Linked DNA regions of Homo sapiens: region 1 is linked to region 2. Evidence: read pairs that join two places in POLR2A ChIA-PET (ENCODE). Cell type or tissue: Caco-2. All regions are shown on one strand. Each heading gives the region's core, and the rest is flanking DNA. Links, peaks and the distances in the headings are about the cores only. Region 1 has its middle 14 kb from the start of CRNN. Region 2 holds the start of LINC00302 (long intergenic non-protein coding RNA 302).

Region 1 (10,100 bases), core at 783-8,782, 250 kb before region 2:
CATTCTGACTGGAGTGAGATGATTGGTATCTCATTGTGGTTTTGATTTGCATTTCTTTAATGATCAGTGATGTTGATCCTGTTTTCATGTTTGTTTGTTGGCTGCATGAATGTCTTATTTTGAGAAGTGTCTGTTCATGTCCTTTGTCCACTTTTTAGTGGGGTTGTTTGTTTTCTTCTAGTAAGTATGTTTAAGTTCCCTGTAGACTCTGGATATTAGACCTTTGTCAGATGGATAGATTGCAAAATTTTTCACCCCCTCTGTAGGTTTTCTATTCACTCCGATGATAGTTTCTTTGATAGACTGGATAAAGAAAATGTTAGTACATAACACCCTGGAATATTATGCAGTCATAAGATGGAAGGAAGGAGATCATGTCCTTTGCAGGGACATGGATGGAGCAGGAAGCCATTATCCTCAGCAAACTGATGCAGGAACAGAAAATCAAATGCCACATGTTCTCACTTATAAGTGGGAGCTAAATGATGAGAACACATGGACACATAGAGGGGAACAACACACACTGGGGTCTGGCAGAGCAGGGAGGGATAGCATCAGGAAGAATTACTAATGGATGCTGGGGTTTAATACCTAGGTGATGGGTTGATCTGTGCAGCAAATCACCATGGCACATGCTTACCTGTGTAACAAATCTGCACATCCTGCACATGTACCCCAGGAAATGAAAGTTGATGAAAAAAAAAAAGACTTGTTGAGGGCTTACCCTGCCATGTGTCAGGCACTTTTAAATAAATATATGGATTTAGCTATTCTCACAACTACCTGTGAGGAAATACCATTATTTTCTCCACTTTAGAGATGAGATAATTAACGCATGTGCCTTGATCAAGGACACATCTCTTCTAAGGTACACAGCCGAGGTTTGAACTTAGGTAAACTTGCTCCCAAGCACACAGTCCTAACCACCAAACTTTACTAACATGGGCTGCCCTAAATCACTGAAAATAGTCCATAGAAGCTATTCCACAATCATACATATTTGTATAGTATATAGGTGTATATGCATATATAGTTTGCAAAAGGTCTATATTGTGTATGTTTTGCATATAGATATACAATTTATAGATATAATTTACATATAAATTTGCACATATAGACATACACTTTCATATAGATGTCTGTATGGTAATTTGCCTATAGAAGAGGGTCTAGAGGAATTAAATAACAGTGGTTATTTCTGGTATTGGTTTTTTAAAATATTAATCTCTTTGCTTGTGTCTTTTTTGATTTCTCTGTGATAAATATATGATGGTTCATAGCTAATTTTTCTTACTTTAAAAAAGGATTTGTATTTCTTTATTTAGGAAATTTAAAAATATGCATTGACTGAGTTCCTGCTTGCTCAGTACAAAATTATACAAAGCCTGAGAAAACCTTGGGTTGGACATAGACCAATGGAATAGAACAGTGAACTCAGAGATAAGTTTACATATTTACAGCCAGTTGATTTTTCAGCAAAGTTACCAAGAACATACACTAGGGAAAGGACACCCTCTTCCATAAATAGTGCTGGGAAACCTGGATAACCATTTACAGAAGACTGAAACTAGACCCCTATCTTTTACCGTATATGAAAATCAACTCAAACTGGATTAAAGACTTAAACATAAAACTCAAAGCTATAAAACTACTGAAAGAAAACAGGGAAAATATTTCAGGACATTGGTCTGAACAAAGATTTTATGGCTAAGACTTCAAAAGGACAAGCAACTAAATCAAAAATAGGCAAATGGCACTATGTTAAACTAAAAAGCTTCCGCGCAGCAAAGGAAACAAAAGAGTAAAAAGACAACGTGTAGAAGGGGAGAAAATATTTGCAAACTATTCACTGATAGGGGACTAATATCCAAAGCATACAAGGAACTCAACTCAACAACAAATAATCCTATTAAAAATGGGCAAAGGATCTGAATAGACATTCCTCAAAAGGAGACAGACAAATGGCTAACAGCTATATGAAAAAATGCCCAACATCACTAGTCATTAGGGAAATGAAAATCAAAACCACAATGAGATATCATTTTACCCCAGTTAAAAGGACTGTTAGACAAAAAATAACAAGTGCTGGTGAGGATGTGGAAAAAAGGGAACTCTTATACACTGTTGGTGGGAATGTAAATTAGTACAACCATTATGTAAAACAGTACGAAGTTTTCTCAAAAAACTAAAAATAGAACTACCATATAATTCAGCAGTCCCACTACCCGGGATGTATCTAAAGAAAAGGAAATCAGTATATCAAAGGGATACCTGCAACTGCATGTTTTTTGCCACACTATTCACAGTAGCCAAGACATGGAATCAACCTAAATGTCCATCAACAAATGAATGGATAATGACCATGTGTGTATATACAAAATGAAATACTATTCAGTCTAAAAAAGAATGAAATCCTGTCATTCACAGCAACATGGATGAGCCTGGAGGACATTACATTAAGTGAAATGTCAGGAACAGAAAGATAAAGACCACGTGTTCTTTTTCGCATGTGGGGGTAAAAATAAATTGATCCCATGGAAGTAGAGAGTAGAATTGGGGGCATTAGAGGTTGGAAAGAGTAGAGGGGAGGGGAGGATTGGGAGAGGTTGCCTAACAGATACAAAATTACAGCTAGATAGGAGGAGTGAATTCTAATGTTCCACAGTAGCAGGCTCCGGCATTTTGGCACCAGGGACTGGTTTGTGGAAGACAATTTTTCCAAGGTCCCCAAGGGCTGAGGGGATGGTTTAGGGATGAAACTGTTCCACCTCAGATCATCAGGTCTTAGCTTCTCATAAGGATCATGCAAACTAGATCCCTTGCATGTGCAGTTCACAATAGTGTTCGACAGGAGGCAGAGCTCTGGCGGTAATGCTCACTCTGCTGCCGCTCACCTCCTGCTGTGTGGCCTGTTTCCTAACAAACCATGGACTTGGGTACCCTTGTTCTATAGCATTGTATGGTGAATATAGTCAACGATAATTTATTGTCTATGTTCTAAAAGCTAGAAGGGAGGATTCTGAATGTTCCTAACACAAATAAGTGACAATTGTTTGAGGTGATGGATATGCTAATTACCCTAATTTGATCATTATGCATTGTGTATATGTATCAGAATATTACTCTATACCCCATAAATATGTACAATTATTATGTATCAACTAAAAATAAGAGGAAAAAAAATCCAAAACAAACACAAAAATCCTGGGTCTGGTACACCACCTGGCTCTCTGGTTACCTAACTGATTTACTTTTCTTTTCTAAACAGAACACCAGAGAATTCCAAAAGTACATGTTACTATGTTGCCACCCAGGACACCTCTCCAAAAAGTATTCCTCTTTTTGTCACTTTCTAGTATCAGCTCTTTTCCAGAGAATCCCTAGATAAACCAGAACCAGTGTCTTCTCTGCATTTCACCCAGAGCCATGGGCTCATAACCACCCGATAGTACCATGGAATGGGGAGCCTCTCCCCTGGAGGGTGTTTAGTGCTGTGAAAAGAAGGTCCAGAGGCCCCTTTCAGCCATGATGGATAGGAGGTGATGCTGCCTTGAAAGTTTAGCCTTGTCTGTTCCAACAGGCCCACACCCTCACCCTCATCCCCTCTAAAAGAACTGGGCCTTGTGGATCTGTAAGCCTCTCACCACTCATGCAGACCCTAGGGGCAAAGCCATTCGGCTGCTTTAGTTTCTTAGCTTTTTTTCCCTCCATTGAATGGAAGTAGGTAAGAATAGGATGTGCTCATTCCAGCCCGAACTCTGCTTACTTTCTAAAGATGTGGCCAAGGGAATCATCATTTATTAATTATTTGTAGCTCGTGGATAAATGGGGAACACTGAGGACGTGTCACACAGAGCTGAGTGGTGGCCTACATCAGTCCTGGGAGTTGAATCCACAGCCTTCTGTGAGTGACCAGGACAACAGCAGGCTATAGCCTTGGTCTCAGGGCTCCTAGGAGAAGTGCACAGACCATCACTTTCTGCCTTGAGGAGGGAGAGCCACAGGATGTTGACCTCCCTGCCTCTCTGTAGGGACTGCTCCAGAAATGTGCTTTCCCAGGTGGGATAATCAGGACATCCTCACACAGTGTGCCAAGGCCCTGGAAATGATGTAGATGTATAGTTGCTGGAAGACAGTTGCCAGTAGGAGTGGCTCCATGAAGGGCACTCCTTAAACACACACACACACACGCATGCACACACACACACACTCAGCCCCAAGGCTCAGAGCAGCCTGGGGCTGCTCTCACTACTGGTAGCTTCACTAGTGAGGGTTCAGGGCCACTTACTCTGGGTGCTGCTGTGCCCAAGACCACACCACTGAGCCCATTCCCACGTCTGATGCCACCTTCCTTCCTATTCCAGCAAAATCACATTTACTACCAGAGCTCCTTTACAGGTATTAGTCGTAACTGCCACCAGGGGACAGCAGCACAGTATACTTGCTGTCTATGCAGACTGGGAAGCTACCTGGTGAAAGAGGTTTTCTGGGCCTTTGTAGTGAGTCTTCAGCCCTGAGTGTCCCTGAGGACAGGGCCATTTTACACACTATGACCAATCCAATGTGACTGGGACTTATGAGCTCTGCAAGAGCCAACAAAAATATTTGAATCAAAAATAAATAGATAGGGGCTATGCCATGCCCTGTGCGTGAGCAGCTGCAGCGGCAGAGGCAGCATCCAGAGGTGGCGCCAGCAGTTCCAGCCCGTTGCTTTACTTTTTGCTACACCGACATAGCCACTATGCAGAAGAGAAAGTCTCCAGAGAATACAGAGGGCAAAGATGGCTCCAAAGTAACTAAACAGGAGCCCACAAGATGGTCTCCCAGATTGTCAGCAAAACCTCCTCCACCAAAACCTGGACCCAAACCAAGAAAAACATCTGCTAAGAAAGAACCTGGAGCAAAGGTTAGCAGAGGTGCTAAAGAGAAGAAAGGAAAAGTAGGAAGCTGGAAAGGAAGGTACTGCACCAGCTGAAAATGATGAAACTAAAGCTGAAGAGGCACAGAAAACTGAATCTGGAGATAACCAGGGAGAATAAATTGTCATGAAAAACAGGTTAATTTTATGTATCTCTTAGGTGAACTTTTAAAAGCTGTTTTTACTAAGTATTTTCTAAATGCTAATTTTTTAGGACTCTACTAGTTGGCATACAAAAATATGTAAGGATGGACATTTTACCCTCTCATAATCATGCTTTTTGGACATTTCCATCATCCTCAAGTAAAATAAATATCAGTTTAATATTGGAAACTGTGTGTAAGATTGATTCAGCATTCCATGCACTTGCTTTAAAATTTAGTCCTGTGTATACTGTGGTGTTTTTACTGTGCATATTTGAGTTTTTCATGCAGTTTTTCTTTTTCTTTTATTTTATTATTATTATACTTTAAGTTTTAGGGTACATGTGCACAATGTGCAGGTTAGTTACATATGTATACATGTGCCATGCTGGTGTGCTGCACCCATTAACTCGTCATTTAGCATTAGGTATATCTCCTAAAGCTATCCCTCCCCACTCCCCCCACCCCACAACAGTCCCCAGAGTGTGATGTTCCCCTTCCTGTGTCCATGTGTTCTCATTGTTCAGTTCCCACCTATGAGTGAGAATATGCGGTGTTTGGTTTTTTGTTCTTGAGATAGTTTACTGAGAATGATGATTTCCAATTTCACCCATGTCCCTACAAAGGACATGAACTCATCATTTTTTATGGCTGCATAGTATTCCATGGTGTATATGTGCCACATTTTCTTAATCTAGTCTATCATTGTTGGACATTTGGGTTGGTTCCAAGTCTTTGCTATTGTGAATAGTGCCGCAATAAATATACGTGTGCATGTATCTTTACAGCAGCATGATTTATAGTCCTTTGGGTATATACCCAGTAATGGGATGGCTGGGTCAAACGGTATTTCTAGTTCTAGATCCCTGAGGAATCGCCACACTGACTTCCACAATGGTTGAACTAGTTTACAGTCCCACCAGCAGTGTAAAAGTGTTCCTATTTCTCCACATCCTCTCCAGCACCTGTTGTTTCCTGACTTTTTAATGATTGCCATTCTAACTGGTGTGAGATGGTATCTCATTGTGGTTTTGATCTGCATTTCTCTGATGGCCTGTGATGGTGAGCATTTTTTCATGTGTTTTTTGGCTCATAAATGTCTTCTTTTGAGAAGTGTCTGTTCATGTCCTTCGCCCACTTTTTGATGGGGTCATTTTTTTTTCTTGTAAATTTGTTTGAGTTCATTGTAGATTCTGGATATTAGCCCTTTGTCAGATGAGTAGGTTGTGAAAATTTTCTCCCATTTTGTAGGTTGCCTGTTCACTCTGATGGTAGTTTCTTTTGCTGTGCAGAAGCTCTTTAGTTTAATTAGATCCCATTTGTCAATGTTGGCTTTTGTTGCCATTGCTTTTGGTGTTTTAGACATGAAGTCCTTGCCCATGCCTATGTCCTGAATGGTAATGCCTAGGTTTTCTTCTAGGGTTTTTATGGTTGTAGGTCTAACGTTTAAGTTTTTAATCCATCTTGAATTAATTTTTGTATAAGGTATAAGGAAGGGATCCAGTTTCAGCTTTCTACTTATGGCTAGCCAGTTTTCCCAGCACCATTTATTAAATAGGGAATCCTTTCCCCATTGCTTGTTTTTCTCAGCTTTGTCAAAGATCATATAGTTGTAGATATGTGGTGTTATTTCTGAGGGCTCTGTTCTGTTCCATTGATCTATATCTCTGTTTTGTTACCAGTACCATGCTGTTTTGGTTACTGTAGCCTTGTAGTAGAGTTTGAAGTCAGGTAGCATGATGCCTCCAGCTTTGTTCTTTTGGCTTAGGATTGACTTGGCGATGCGGGCTCTTTTTTGGTTCCATATGAACTTTAAAGTAGTTTTTTCCAATTCTGTGAAGAAAGTCATTGGTAGCTTGATGGGGATGGCATTGAATGTATAAATTACCTTGGGCAGTATGGCCATTTTCACGATATTCATTCTTCCTACCCATGAGCATGGAATATTCTTCCATTTGTTTGTATCCTCTTTTATTTCATTGAGCAGTTGTTTGTAGTTCTCCTTGAAGAGGCCCTTCACGTCCCTTGTGAATTGGATTCCTAGGTATTTTATTCTCTTTGAAGCAATTGTGAATGAGAGTTCACTCATGATTTGGCTCTCTGTTTGTCTGTTATTGGTATATAAGAACGCTTGTGATTTTTGTACATTGATTTTGTATCCTGAGACTTTGCTGAAGTTGCTTATCAGCTTAAGGAGATTTTGGGCTGAGACAATGGGGTTTTCTAGATATACAGTCATGTCATCTGCAAACAGGGTCAATTTGACTTCCTCTTTTCCTAATTGAATACCCTTTATTTCCTTCTCTTGCCTAATTGCCCTGGCCAGAACTTCCAACACTATGTTGAATAGGAGTGATGAGAGAGGGCATCCCTGTCTTGTGCCAGTTTTCAAAGGGAATGCTTCCAGTTTTTGCCCATTTGGTATGATATTGGCTGTGGGTTTGTCATAGATAGCTCTTATTATTTTGAGATATCCATCAATACCTAATTTATTGAGAGTTTCTAGCATGAAGGGTTGTTGAATTTTGTTCAAAGGCCTTTTCTGCATCTATTGAGATAATCATGTGGTTTTTGTCTGTTTATATGATGCTGGATTACATTTATTGATTTGCGTATATTGAACCAGCCTTGCATCCCAGGGATGAAGCCCACTTGATCATGGTGGATAAGCTTTTTGATGCTCTGCTGGATTCGGTTTGCCAGTATTTTATTGAGGATTTTTGCATCAATGTTCATCAAGGATATTGGTCTAAAATTCTCTTTTTTGGTTGTGTCTCTGCCTGGCTTTGGTATCAGGATGATGCTGGCCTCATAAAATGAGTTAGGGAGGATTCTCTCTTTTTCTATTGATTAGAATAGTTTCAGAAGGAATGGTACCAGTTCCTTCTTGTACCTCTGGTAGAATTCGGCTGTGAATCCATCTGGTCCTGGACTCTTTTTGGTAAGCTATTGATTATTGCCACAATTTCAGAGCCTGTTATTGGTCTATTTAGAGATTCAACTTCTTCCTGGTTTAGTCTTGGGAGGGTGTATGTGTCGAGGAATTTATCCATTTCTTCTAGATTGTCTAATTTATTTGCATAGAGGTGTTTGTAGTATTCTCTGATGGTAGTTTGTATTTCTGTGGGATTGGTGGTGATATCCCCTTTATCATTTCTTATTGCATCTATTTGATTCTTCTCTCTTTTCTTCTTTATTAGTCTTGCTGGTGGTCTATCGATTTTGCTGATCCTTTCAAAAAACCGGCTCCTGAATTCATTAATTTTTTGAAGGGTTTTTTGTGTCTCTATTTCCTTCAGTTCTGCTCTGATTTTAGTTATTTCTTGCCTTCTGCTAGCTTTTGAATGTGTTTGCTCTTGCTTTTCTAGTTCTTTTAATTGTGATGTTAGTGTGTCAATTTTGGATCTTTCCTGCTTTCTCTTGTGGGCATTTAGTGCTATAAATTTCCCTCTACACACTGCTTTGAATGTGTCCCAGAGATTCTGGTATGTTGTGTCTTTGTTCTTATTGGTTTCAAAGAACATCTTTATTTCTGCCTTCATTTTGTTATGTACCCAGTAGTCATTCAGGAGCAGGTTGTTCAGTTTCCATGTAGTTGAGCGGTTTTGAGTGAGATTCTTAATCCTGAGTTCTAGTTTGATTGCACTGTGGTCTGAGAGACAGTTTGTTATAATTCATGCAGTTTTTCTAGATCAATAATCAGTGGTGCTTTTGTACCTAGGTTTTATGTGATTTTAATAAAACATGGATAGTTATGGCCACCTGCTGACAATTTGAGGTTTAAAATATTTAAAATGTAGATATCTTTCCATAGGTATACCTGTGTGTCAGCTCCAAAATAAATGTGCAATGGAAATCTATAAACATTTAAATTTAAATGTCTAGATATAAAGCTCTGTGAATCTCATTTATTGTTAAATTTAGTAGTAATAAAAAATTCTTACTTGTTAAGCAATTTTAATGTATATATTTTTTCAAAAACGTGCTCTGTAGTTGCAAAGAAGTCATAGCTAAAATGAGGCAAATGTACAACTTATGTCCTAATTCCAAAAACAAAACTATAAAATTTTTTTCAAAAAATTGTCAGCAAAAATTGTATTTAAGTGGTCTGTGTGTACATTTTAATGTGTTTGATATGATTTGGAAGGATGATTACTCTATCCTTTGAACAAAATAGAGTCTGTCTCAGAAAGTGTAAATACTTCATTCCCATCAAGTCTCTGTATTTTCCACAAATTTTCCCTCTTGTCTAAAATAACGTGCACATTTTTTGAAAGAAGCCTCTATGTGCAAACTTTAAAAGTCAAGGATGGCCAGTAAGTCCCTACAGGAGATGGAGGGGGTGGGCCTGAGATGGAGCAGCCTAGTTGCCTTGAATGTTACATGAATGCTTAAACAGGGGTTTAGGGCCCCTCTCTTAGGCCTCTGGGCTCTGAACTACTTTGAGAGAACATCCTTCTTGAGTCATAGACACATCTGTCAAACCTTAACTGTTGAAAGGAATGGTCACTCATAATCTTCCTATTCTTGCAAGGTCCTAGGAACATGGATGCTGAGATGGTGTCTTCTCCATATTTTCATGGCCAGACTTCCTGTTAAGGCTGGAGGTGAGAAGTGGAAGGACCACTTTCTACGGCTTCCTCCCCAGCCCCTTTGGATGGATCTTCATACACTCTGGTGCCCTTTCTTATCTGTGAGGTTTGACCTGACACTGAGTTGAGAGTCCGAGGACCTGGGTTTAGTCCTATTTCTGCCTCTTTCTTTCTAACTGCATAACTTTTGACAACACTAAAGAAACTCCATTTTCTTATTTGCTATGAGCTTGATTATGTCTATGTTTCCACAGTCACATGTCTGTGTAGGGATTATGTTAATTTATGTATGTGACAGGAAAGATTAGGATATTCAATTCCTTTAACAAATAATTATTGAATGCTAGGCACTACTTCAGACACCAAAGCAACAGCAGGAACAAAACAGGCACATGTAGTATTGCTGAACTGTACCAAATTCCTCTCCACTGAGGCTCATTTTGCATT
Region 2 (10,100 bases), core at 1,179-9,178:
CCATGGAGGATTAAGTCCCCTCTTGAGTAAAGCCAGGGAAACATAGAGAAACCCTGCTCCTGTGAAGAACTCAGGAAAATGGTTGGGAATTAAATTAGTTTGAGTTTCACATCCTCATCCTTCTTTCTCCGACCCCCTAGAAGGTGGTAGACTACAATCTAAAAGGTAGGTAATATTTTTTGCCAGGGAGGGGGAAGGAGAAGTATCGAGGTAAAGTCCTCACCTGATGAGCTGGTTTCCTGATGCTTGGACTATAAAGTGGGGCCTTGACCTCACTGGGGGCTTGACAGAGACACTGGAGCCTTTCCCTCGTAATTATTTCCAGTCAGAATCTCTAATACTCCCCAGCAGAATATGAATTCACAGGCCTAAATGATAAAAACATAAAGTCACAAGCATTTAAAAAGATTCCACTAACATCAGAGGTATTAGAAATAATTCACCATTGTTTAAAATGAATACATAAGATTCTTTGATGTTCTATGAAGTAAATTCTTAATTCATCAGCACTTTTTGCCCCTGACCAATACTTTTTTAAAAAAAGTATTATAAATATACTGAATATGAAAAGAAGTTGAATCAAAAGACAAGAAAAAAGAAATTGAATCAAAATACAAAACTCCTTATGAGATATCCAAGGAATAATAAATACAACTAAATGTACAGTAAGGGACACACAAGTTAGAAAATATAAAAGAATAACAACAACAAAAACCCCTAAAGGATAAGACAGAAGGTAATGAATATAGAAGACAGACAATGGAGATCTAACTTACATATAATTTGTATACCTGAAGAAGGAAAGAAAGACAATGAATTAGAATAAATACTTCACATTATAATTCAGAGACTTTTATCTATGTATGGAGTAAAATTCTCTTTCTTCCACTCAATGCAACTATAAAACCTGGGAAGACTGACAGGAACTAGCTAGTTGGGAGCTAGAAATAGCAGCAGACAGATAGGGGAAGGACATGAGAATTAAAAAAGTAGAACTGAAAAGGTGCATAGCTTCACTTTTCCTCCTTTGGTTTCTCCTGGCCTGAACTTAATGCAGGTGGAAACCTGGAAATGAGAGCTGTGGGGGCACATACAGAGTTTTTGAAGAAGTCAGCTAGTTCTGGCTTGAGGAGCAAAAGGGTAAGCCCATAGAAGATGTGGAAGTCCCCCATTTCAATCTCCTTGTTCTTTCATACCCCATATCTCAGGCAACTCCATGGTGGATGGCAGTGACAACAGCTGATAAGGGAGCTAGCAGGAGTATAAAATGTGAGAAGAGGAACTACTTCTCCATTTCATGGAGCTGTAATCCCAAAAGGGTGGGGCCAACCCCTATTGCTTTCTTTCTCTCACTGTCTTCCCAATTCTTGGTCCTAGACATGGGCCTAGTCATATAAATGTGTGGAGAGAAGGGTAACTAGAGGCTCAATTTCTGGCAAGAAGACCATGAAGGTGAGCCTCGCTGAACCTGAAAGTACTGAGGAGATTGCAGAGAGAGAGACAGAAGCTCAGGAAAGAGACCCCATAAAATTGTTTATGAATTCCAGAGTTTGCTGTGAGGACACACGTGCAAGGCTCTGATCCTCATTAGCAGACAAAAAAGTGATAACTTATTAATAGAGGTTCTACTTCCCAGATCTCAGGCTGATGCTGGTTGGCACTCACTCTGGACAGTTATGAACAGCACTACAAAAACCTCAAAAACTTAATTGATAATTGGAATAGTTTTACATGGAAGGTTGCCCATTAAAATGAAAACATCAACATTTTCCATCAAATTTAAACAAGATCCAGAGTCTTGTTTAGAATGTTAAAAATATCCAGCATACAAACAATTACTTTACAAAAGAAGAACCACGAAAATGTCACTCGCATAGGAAGAAACAATAAACAGAAACCAATGCTCAGATAACACAAATATTGAAATTATCTGGCAAAGACTTTAAAGCAGCTATTATATGAATGCTCAAATGAGCAATTATAAACACTATTGAAATAATGTTAAAATAAAAAGTCTCAGCAAAGATAATAATATAAAGAAGAACCAAATAGAAATGTTAACACTAAAAAATGCAATAATTAAATTTTCAAAAAGCCACTGGATAAATTTAATAGCAGAAGGAGATGACAAAGAAAGAGTCAGTAGACTTGAAAATGGATCAGGAGAAATAATCTAATCTAAACAACAGAGAGAAAAACAAACAAGAAATTAGCAGAGCATCAGGGATCTGTGAGACAATAACAAAATCTATCATTTATGTCATTGAAATCCCAGAAAGACAGAAGAATGAGTGTAGAACTGAAAAAAATGTGTGAAGAAATAATAGTTGAAACTTTTCAAGTTTAGTAAAAGAAATAAACATACAGTTTCAAGAATCAGAGTGAACCCAAAACTCATGAAATCACCAAGAGTGATCCCAAGCTAAGCTCAAAAAACCCTGATAACATCAGCTGAAAACTAAAGACACAGGAGTAATCTTGAAAACAGCCAGAAAAAATGATGCATCACTAAAACAGGAGCAAAGATTCAAATCATTGCAGATTTCTTATCAGAAATCACAGAGGCCAGAAGAAAGTAGCTTATCATTTTTAAAGTACTGAAGGAAAACAACAAAAATGACAATTGTCAACCAGATATTTACATGCAGCAAATAATTTTCTGTCTTTCAACAATGAAGGTGATATAGAGACATTCTCAGATGGGAGAAAACTAAGGGAATTTAGAACCTGCCCACCTGGACATCCCTAGTACTTCCAGCTCTCTGCATGTATGGGCAAAGTGGCTCCAGAACTCAAGGGCAGCCTAGATACTGATGAAGAGCTGCAGGTACTGGCTGTTGAAGGTGAGAAAACAACAGAAGGTGGGGGTTGGGGTGGGCAGTGTGCACAAGAGCAGTAAAAAGGGACAAGAGATAATCTAGGTAGTACATGCATGTTGACTGCCAAAATTTCCCCTGAAGTATGCTCTTTATATTTTAAGAATCTTAACAGAGGACTTATATTGCTCATTTCCATTCTTCATTTAGACTAACTATGCATACACATCAAAGTTCATTTGTTCACAATTAGTTTTCACTCATATACATTTTTGCTTTATTTATGGTAAAATTTTTCATATTGTGTGCCATCTCATTTTATTTCATTGTTTTCTGGGTATACACATTTATGTTTTCCTCAATTTTAAATATTTAAATTATTTTTTCACTCAGATAACATAATATATATTTGCTTTTATTTTTTCTGAATAAAGATATACGCTTTTCTTCTCCTTTCAAGTCTTCAATAAATCTAGAATTTGCCTGAAGTATTTGGTGATGCCTCCCCTCCCTTGGTTTCCCATGGTAGAGATAGATTGCATTGTTGCCAGTATTCATGCCCTTATGCATTGTGACTTTGCAGTTCCCCTCACTGAGGAGCAAAATATATTTCCTAATCCCTTGACCTCGAGTTTGGCCTTCTGGCTTTCTTTGGTCAATAGAATAACGGAGCAGTGATGGTATCCCATGCCCACAAGGAAAACATGTCCAAGATAGCCTACAGGACCCAAAAGGAGGAATGAAAGACCCGTGGAGCAGAGCTGAACCACCCAGCTGAGCCCAGCCTAGGTCACATTTGACCTCCATCACCCTGAAGACCTGCACTCTCACAAGCTAAATAAATAATTGTTCTATGCATTTTGTTTATTACGTTGTCGTTGTGCACTATAATTGAGGCCATAGTTAACAGATATATTCCTGAACTCTAATCTTAGTCTCATCAACCATAAAAAGCTTTGCAGCGTTCTAGAGACTTCCCACTTAGGTTTTAGCTTATTGTCCTACATATCCCTGAACTTGTCAAATACCTTAGGGGAAAACTAGGTGTGCACTTGAGGGCCCCCATGTCTCTGCTACAGGCTCAGTTGATTTCTTTGTCTCCCAGCTATGTTCTTTCCATGCTTAAAATCTGGATTCTTAGTGTTTTACCTGCCCAGAATTGACAAATACTCTCAGGATTAAAAGTGGTTGCAGAAGTCAGCTCCTCTCCCTGGAGTCTTAGCTCCTCCAGTTCACACTGCTGCAGCACTTCTCTGCTGCCTTCCAAAACACAATTTCTGGTTTAATCTGAGTTTTATAGTTATGTTAGTTAGGAGAACTGGTCTCTCAATAACTATTTCATCTTATCTAATGAGGAAAGTTTGCAAGGGAAGGTATGTTTTGTAATTAGAAAATCTACCAATATAATCAGTGCATTTACAGATTAAAGAAAAAACAAAAAGATCATCTCAATAGATGTAGAAAAAAATTTAACAAACTTTAATACCGTTCTCAATACAGACCTCTGAAAACCTGTAATCAAAGAGAATATTCTTATTCCACTAAACAGTAATTAGCAAAAGTCTGCAGCATGTGTTCAGTCAGCCTTCTTGAACTGGAACTCACAAGTTTAGGTTATTTTTTCTTTTTCTTCATTTTGACTGACACTAGAATTTTATGAAATTTTTTGTTATCAAAAGACATTTTAAAATCTATTAGAGCCAGGCGTGGTGGTATGTGCCTGTAGTCCCAGCTACTCAGGAGGCTGAGGTGGGAGGATTGCTTGAGACCAGGAGTTTGAGACCAGCCTAGGTGACATAACAATATCTCTTAAAAAAGAAAATATATGAGAATAATCGTGCTTCTTCTCCTTGCTTGAGCTACAGATAAGCACTTTAAAAAAAAACATAAAACTGCTTTCATTATATTGCCATTACATTTTTAAAGTCAGATGGACCTTAGACAGAGAAACTGATGCTCACAGAGGTGAAATGACTGATCCCAAGTCACAAATGAAAATGCAGGCAAAGCCAGAGCTAGAGGACTTTTTTTTAAATTCCCAGTCTGCTGTTGGACCCTAAACACTTTGAGCCTTGCACAAAAGCTTGCACTGTCTCCTTGCTACTGATAGAAGGAAGTCAATTAAATAAAAAATTTTCTCCTAATTTTCAACTTCATCTGCTGACTACAACTTGGCTTTTAAATATAGTCTTCCTCCTTCCATTTTTCAGCAATGCAAACCCTCAACTGGAGTCATATAGATCTACTTACTCTGCATTTACTGACTTTAGTTGCACTTTTAAAGTGTGGAATCATGCACGCATCCCTGCTTGAAACATGCTTCTCTATTTTCTCCATCTACCCCAGCAGCTCTCTGTGGACTGATAAACTCTTGTCTGTCAGCTCCAAACCTACCCTTCTGGGCTCTACTTCGTGATGCTGGCCTGGGCTTTGCAACCGTGGTTCTACTTCGCGGGCAGTCCTCTATTAGGTTTTGTCACTAGGGGGCGCAAGAGACGCAGAAGTCAGGAGAGAAAGAAAGGCCTGTAAGTGTCACCCTATAGATTTTTTTTTTTTTTTTTTTTAATCTGGCAGCAGCAGTTGGTTCCTGTTCCCAGTTTTCTCCACACTTCCAGAACTATCCTCTTCTCCTTTCCTCAGAAGCACCGGCCCCACTAGCCAGTGTCCCACCTCAGAAGCTTGGGTTCTCGCTCTGCAGGTCTCTCCTCTAAATTCCTAGGTTTCAAGAAGTCCATCTCCTTTCCCTTGTTCCCTATCCTTAGTGTGGCAATAGCTGTTCCGCGTGATGCTAGAATTCTCCATATTTGCCTTTTCAATCCTCTAACACCTGTTTAATCCAATGCTTATTGTTTCTGTCAAAATAAGGAGTGTTTCTGTTTTCCTGAATGGACACAGACTGATACAAATCTCTAATAGGTTAACATGGAGGAACTGATGGACAAAAAGAATATCCTGAAATAATAATGTACTTATTTCATTTTGCGAACTTGTAACAATTTTACTGGCAGAAAAATGTGACTTATAAAGTGAAAATAGGTCTATATAGTTCAAAAGCAATTGTACCTGACGTTTTAAGAAATCGTAGATATTTATACTATTTCTTGCTAGCAGAAAGTCATTGAAATGTCAAATGTTTAAGTAAAATGTAAGAGTAAAACATAGTTTCTTAAAATTGGGAAGACTTTGTGAAGGGAAAGAGTGTAAGTATCCAGTTCTTACAGAAGAACTTTGATAGACAGGGAGAACACCGACATTCAATGAATGCAATAGGATCCCTTATTTTGAAAAAACATTTAAAAAAAGAATCCTCTTTAAAAAGTTACAGTTAATATATGTTTTTGAAAAGAGAAAGAGAGTGAGAAGCTGGATCACAGACTGAATTAGGAAGAAAGGAAACTTATTTATTTATTTCCAAGAAGGAACAGGACCATAGAGTCTTGAGAAACCAGATTCTTGTCTCAAGGGTCAGGAATCCTATGCCGCTTTATGGAGTCCCAGCCTAGGAAATAATATACTTTGATGAGATTTCGTTCTCTAGCTTCAGAAGAGTAACTCAGTATCTCCCTGGGAAGGATGGATTGAAGAGACAGGGAGGGAAATGTCAGGAATTACCCTGCAGATGCCCCAGTATGGGAGGAACCACTTCCTGCTCCACCCAGAACCATGGCTCACTAAGGCCCAGTCAGGCGAGTGCCTGCCTATAAAATGTGTGTCAGGACCCCGCTTCTCATCTGCCCTGACACCCTGGGGACTGCCTGCTCCACACCTGGGTCTGACCAGGGTGAGTGGATCTTTTGGAACCTAGACAGAGCACAACTGAAAGGGTAAGTAGCTGTTGAAAATCACAGGGGGAAAGGAAAGACAGGAAAAAAGAGGGTAATAGGAGGAGAGATGTTGGCCTAGGAAGATCCAGCCTGGGAATTAAGAGTCCCTGGGAATTAGAGGGATTAGCCAATCCAAATTCTTGCCAATATCTGGCTTCTGGCAACTGAGTCAGCTGGCTGGGGAGGGATTATTCCACGCTATTCACATCTCATAGATCCATTTCTAGATGCTTAGAGAAGATGGCAGAGGCACACAGAGAAAATGGCAATACCCAATATTACCATGAAATGCCAACTGGTATCCTTTCCTCTACCTCAGATATAATTCCCTCCCTCCTTCCCTTCCCCAATCTCTTCCTCCCTCCCTTCTTGGCTACCTTTCTTTTCTCCTTTATTTATTCATTCATATATTATTCCTATATCACCAGCTATTTATTGAGCTCCTACTAATTACCTGGTGTTATTCTAGACATTGGAATATAGAAGTATGCAAAAGAGGGGAGGATAATCCCTGCTCTTGTGGTGCTTCCATTTCAGGGGGAAATCTACATTTATTGGACATCATCTATGTGACAAGAACTGTGCCATATCTTAGAGACAGAGAAATGAACAAGATGGAGGCTTTGGCTTGACTGTGTGTGTGTGGGGGAGGGTGGGGGGTTATGATTTGTTCAATATGTCAGCAGCCCCAGGGTAGATTCCAAAGGAGGAAACAATGATCTAAGATTTAACAAGTCTATAAAACACCTCTATTGGCTTTTAGGTTGACTGAACTCCCACAAAGATGTCCTGCCAGCAAACCCAGCAGCTGTGCCAGCCTCCTCTTAAAGGGCCCACTACCAAGTGCCCCCCAAAATGTCCCCCTAAGAGCCCTCCTAAGGTGCCCTGTTCAAGTCTCTTCCTGCTGTGGGCCTAGCTCTGGGACTGCTGTGGGCCTAGCTTTGGGGCTGCTGTGGCTTCAGCTGATGTTGGCATCAGAGCTCCAGCTATTGCTTTGGGGCTGCTGCTACCAGGACTTTGAGCATCACCTGAGTAACCGAAACACCAACAACCTGCACCAGTCTCATGCATCTCGTTCATCAGTGCCTTTCATACCTTCAAGAGCTCTTGCCTCAGAGCATTGCTATGCCTGAGGTGTGTCTCAGAAGCAGCCATTGGCACAGTGGCTTGGGGCTGGGCTCAAAAATTTGCTCTCTTGAAGTTTGGATGTGATTGCTCTGAACAAGCTGCTTTGCCACAATAAATATTTTCAAGTTTCCTTGCTTCTATTTTTAAATATTTTATGTTTCCATCTACTTACCAATTCCCATTTCTTCTTCCTGAATACACTGCTAAGGTTCCTAACTTTGGATGAATAGAAGAAAAATCAACCCTCCAACATAAATTAACTTTTAAAAATACATAAATGCTTTGTTTTAATAAATAAAATAAGATGAAATAAATAACCTAAAATATGAACACACTGTTGAAATAAATAAATTAAGGATATAATGGTGTATCGGGGAAAATATTACTATAATATGTTCAAAATATTCCTTTAAATAATTGTCTTTTAGGTGACTATGAAAGAAAATGTCCTTGCATATAAAAGACATTGTTTCCTAAATGCTCTTACGATAAAATATGAGATAAATGTATAATTTTGTGCTCAGTCTCTGTGGCGGAGCTAGCTGTTACATAAAAGAGGATTTCTGCAGAGGAATGCCATGGTTTCCCTGAGTCCAAATGAAGGAAGCATATTATCCCCTGCTCTGATTCTTTGTTCCTTCTCATGCACAGGTAAAGCTAATTGAATTAAGCCCTCTTGACAACCACACATCAAAATAGAAGCCCATTTCCAAATGTGCAGTGAGCCGGAGAGGATGCCTATGTGGTTCTTCCTTGTCCTTTTCACTCTTACAGCCTCGGGGTGGGGATGTCTCAAAGACATCCAGCTTACAGTTTCTCCAGCCTACAGACCCTTCTGATTGATGTGGTGGAGAGCTATTAAGCAATCTTAGTACTCACCTCTGTTGGACCTCCAGAATAGTCAGTTAGGAAAGGCCTTGAGAAATAAGGTTAGGTCTCAATGGGAATTCCTAGCAACATTTGAAAACCTGCAGTGGGATAGTTCCACCCACCTGAATGCCTATACAGATGTTCCTCAACTTATGATGGGTTTATGTCCAGATAAACCTATGGCGAGTTGAAAATATCCTAAGCCAAAAACACACTTAATATAACTAACCTACCAAACATCATAGCTTAGCCTAGCCTTCCTTAAACAGGCTTAGAACACTTACATTAGCCAATAGTTGAGCAAGATCATCTGGCAACAGCGTACACCATAGAGTATTGACTGTTTACTCTTGCAACCCCATAGTTGACTGGGAGCTGCAGCAGCATGCCAGGCATCAACACAGACTTTCATTTATAGGATGTATTGCTAGCTTTGGAAAATATCAAAATTCAAAATCCCAAGTATAATTTCTACCGAAATAATAAAGTTGAAAAATCCTAAGTTGAACTTACGATGGTAAGTTGAGAACTATTTATAATTAGTAATTATATATTTTCTTTTATTTGTCAAGCTTCTGTCTCTACATTGAAACACAGTCACAGTGGGGAGAGATTATATTTCCTTCACGTCATGTTGTATCTCCAGAGTTGACCACATAGTCAACAATACTTGCTGAGTGTATGTGAGAGTGAATTAATGAACTCTGATTTTTGAGCTTACTAATGGAGGACAGTCCAGGAAATCCTCAAATTGTTTTCTCTTTAGAGATGTTCTGTTTTTTTTTTTAATTCACCTGATCATATCCTTCTCTCATTTACTCTTGTAAGACCTGCTTAATGATTACCTAATTTGCTCAGCCAGAATCTTTGAAAAATAGTTCCTTGCTCTCGGAAATCCCAAGGCATAGATATGCAGTGATTACAATTATAATATTTAATTAATGTGACCTATTCATCTAACACTGAAATTCTTCTAATTCCAGTGATTAAGAAGATAGAAATACTGGATATAAATGGACATAGGCAGTGAGGGTGTTGGTGTGTGTGTGTAGTGATCATATGTAATTAACATAGTTTTATCCCATGATAGTCTATAAATAGTGCTCTCTGGGTCATGAAAAATGATGGGTTCTGTCTTGGTTTTGATTGAGAAGTAAGTGCATAGATATTGCATAAAACCAGGAGGACTGGAGAGAGGGAGCACAGCATTCAGCTGGGGAGGCCCTTGGTCTTTGCACTTCGCACTTTGGTTCCACAGAGGTATAGTCAGTACAGCACAAACAAGGCTGCTGACACTGCACAGTAGCTGGAGCTGCTTCCCATGCAGGGGTCAGTCACACAGGAAGAACTGGAGGTGAACATGGGCTGTGCACTGGAGTGGCACTGCGGAGGGCCCTTCAAAGGCATTGGCATTGCTGGCGGTGTTTTGTCAAGGTATCTGAGTTTGAAAGTGAATTGAATA

What was found. Peaks named below come from ENCODE experiments on the same cell type or tissue, not always from the same donor. Only the 100,000 strongest peaks of a DNase experiment are listed, where the experiment ranks them.
Region 1: POLR2A ChIA-PET joins it to region 2 with 9 read pairs; 1 of 35 experiments calls an interaction of 5 or more read pairs at or near these places.

What each region holds. Positions count from the first base shown.
Region 1 is chr1:152,394,835-152,404,934 of GRCh38, forward strand. It overlaps the pseudogene HMGN3P1. Among named protein-coding and RNA genes, the nearest start is that of CRNN, 14 kb to the right of the region's middle. In Caco-2, for the core only: CTCF peaks have their summits at 2,882, 3,094 and 4,438 (motif pointing right); a DNase peak (open chromatin) is centred at 4,447.
Region 2 is chr1:152,648,908-152,659,007 of GRCh38, forward strand. LINC00302 (long intergenic non-protein coding RNA 302) reads left to right here and starts at 6,570. Exons shown (of 2, transcript NR_145430.1): 1 at 6,570-6,640; 2 at 7,404-7,897. It also overlaps the pseudogene LCEP3. In Caco-2, for the core only: a CTCF peak has its summit at 5,301 (motif pointing right); a DNase peak (open chromatin) is centred at 5,284.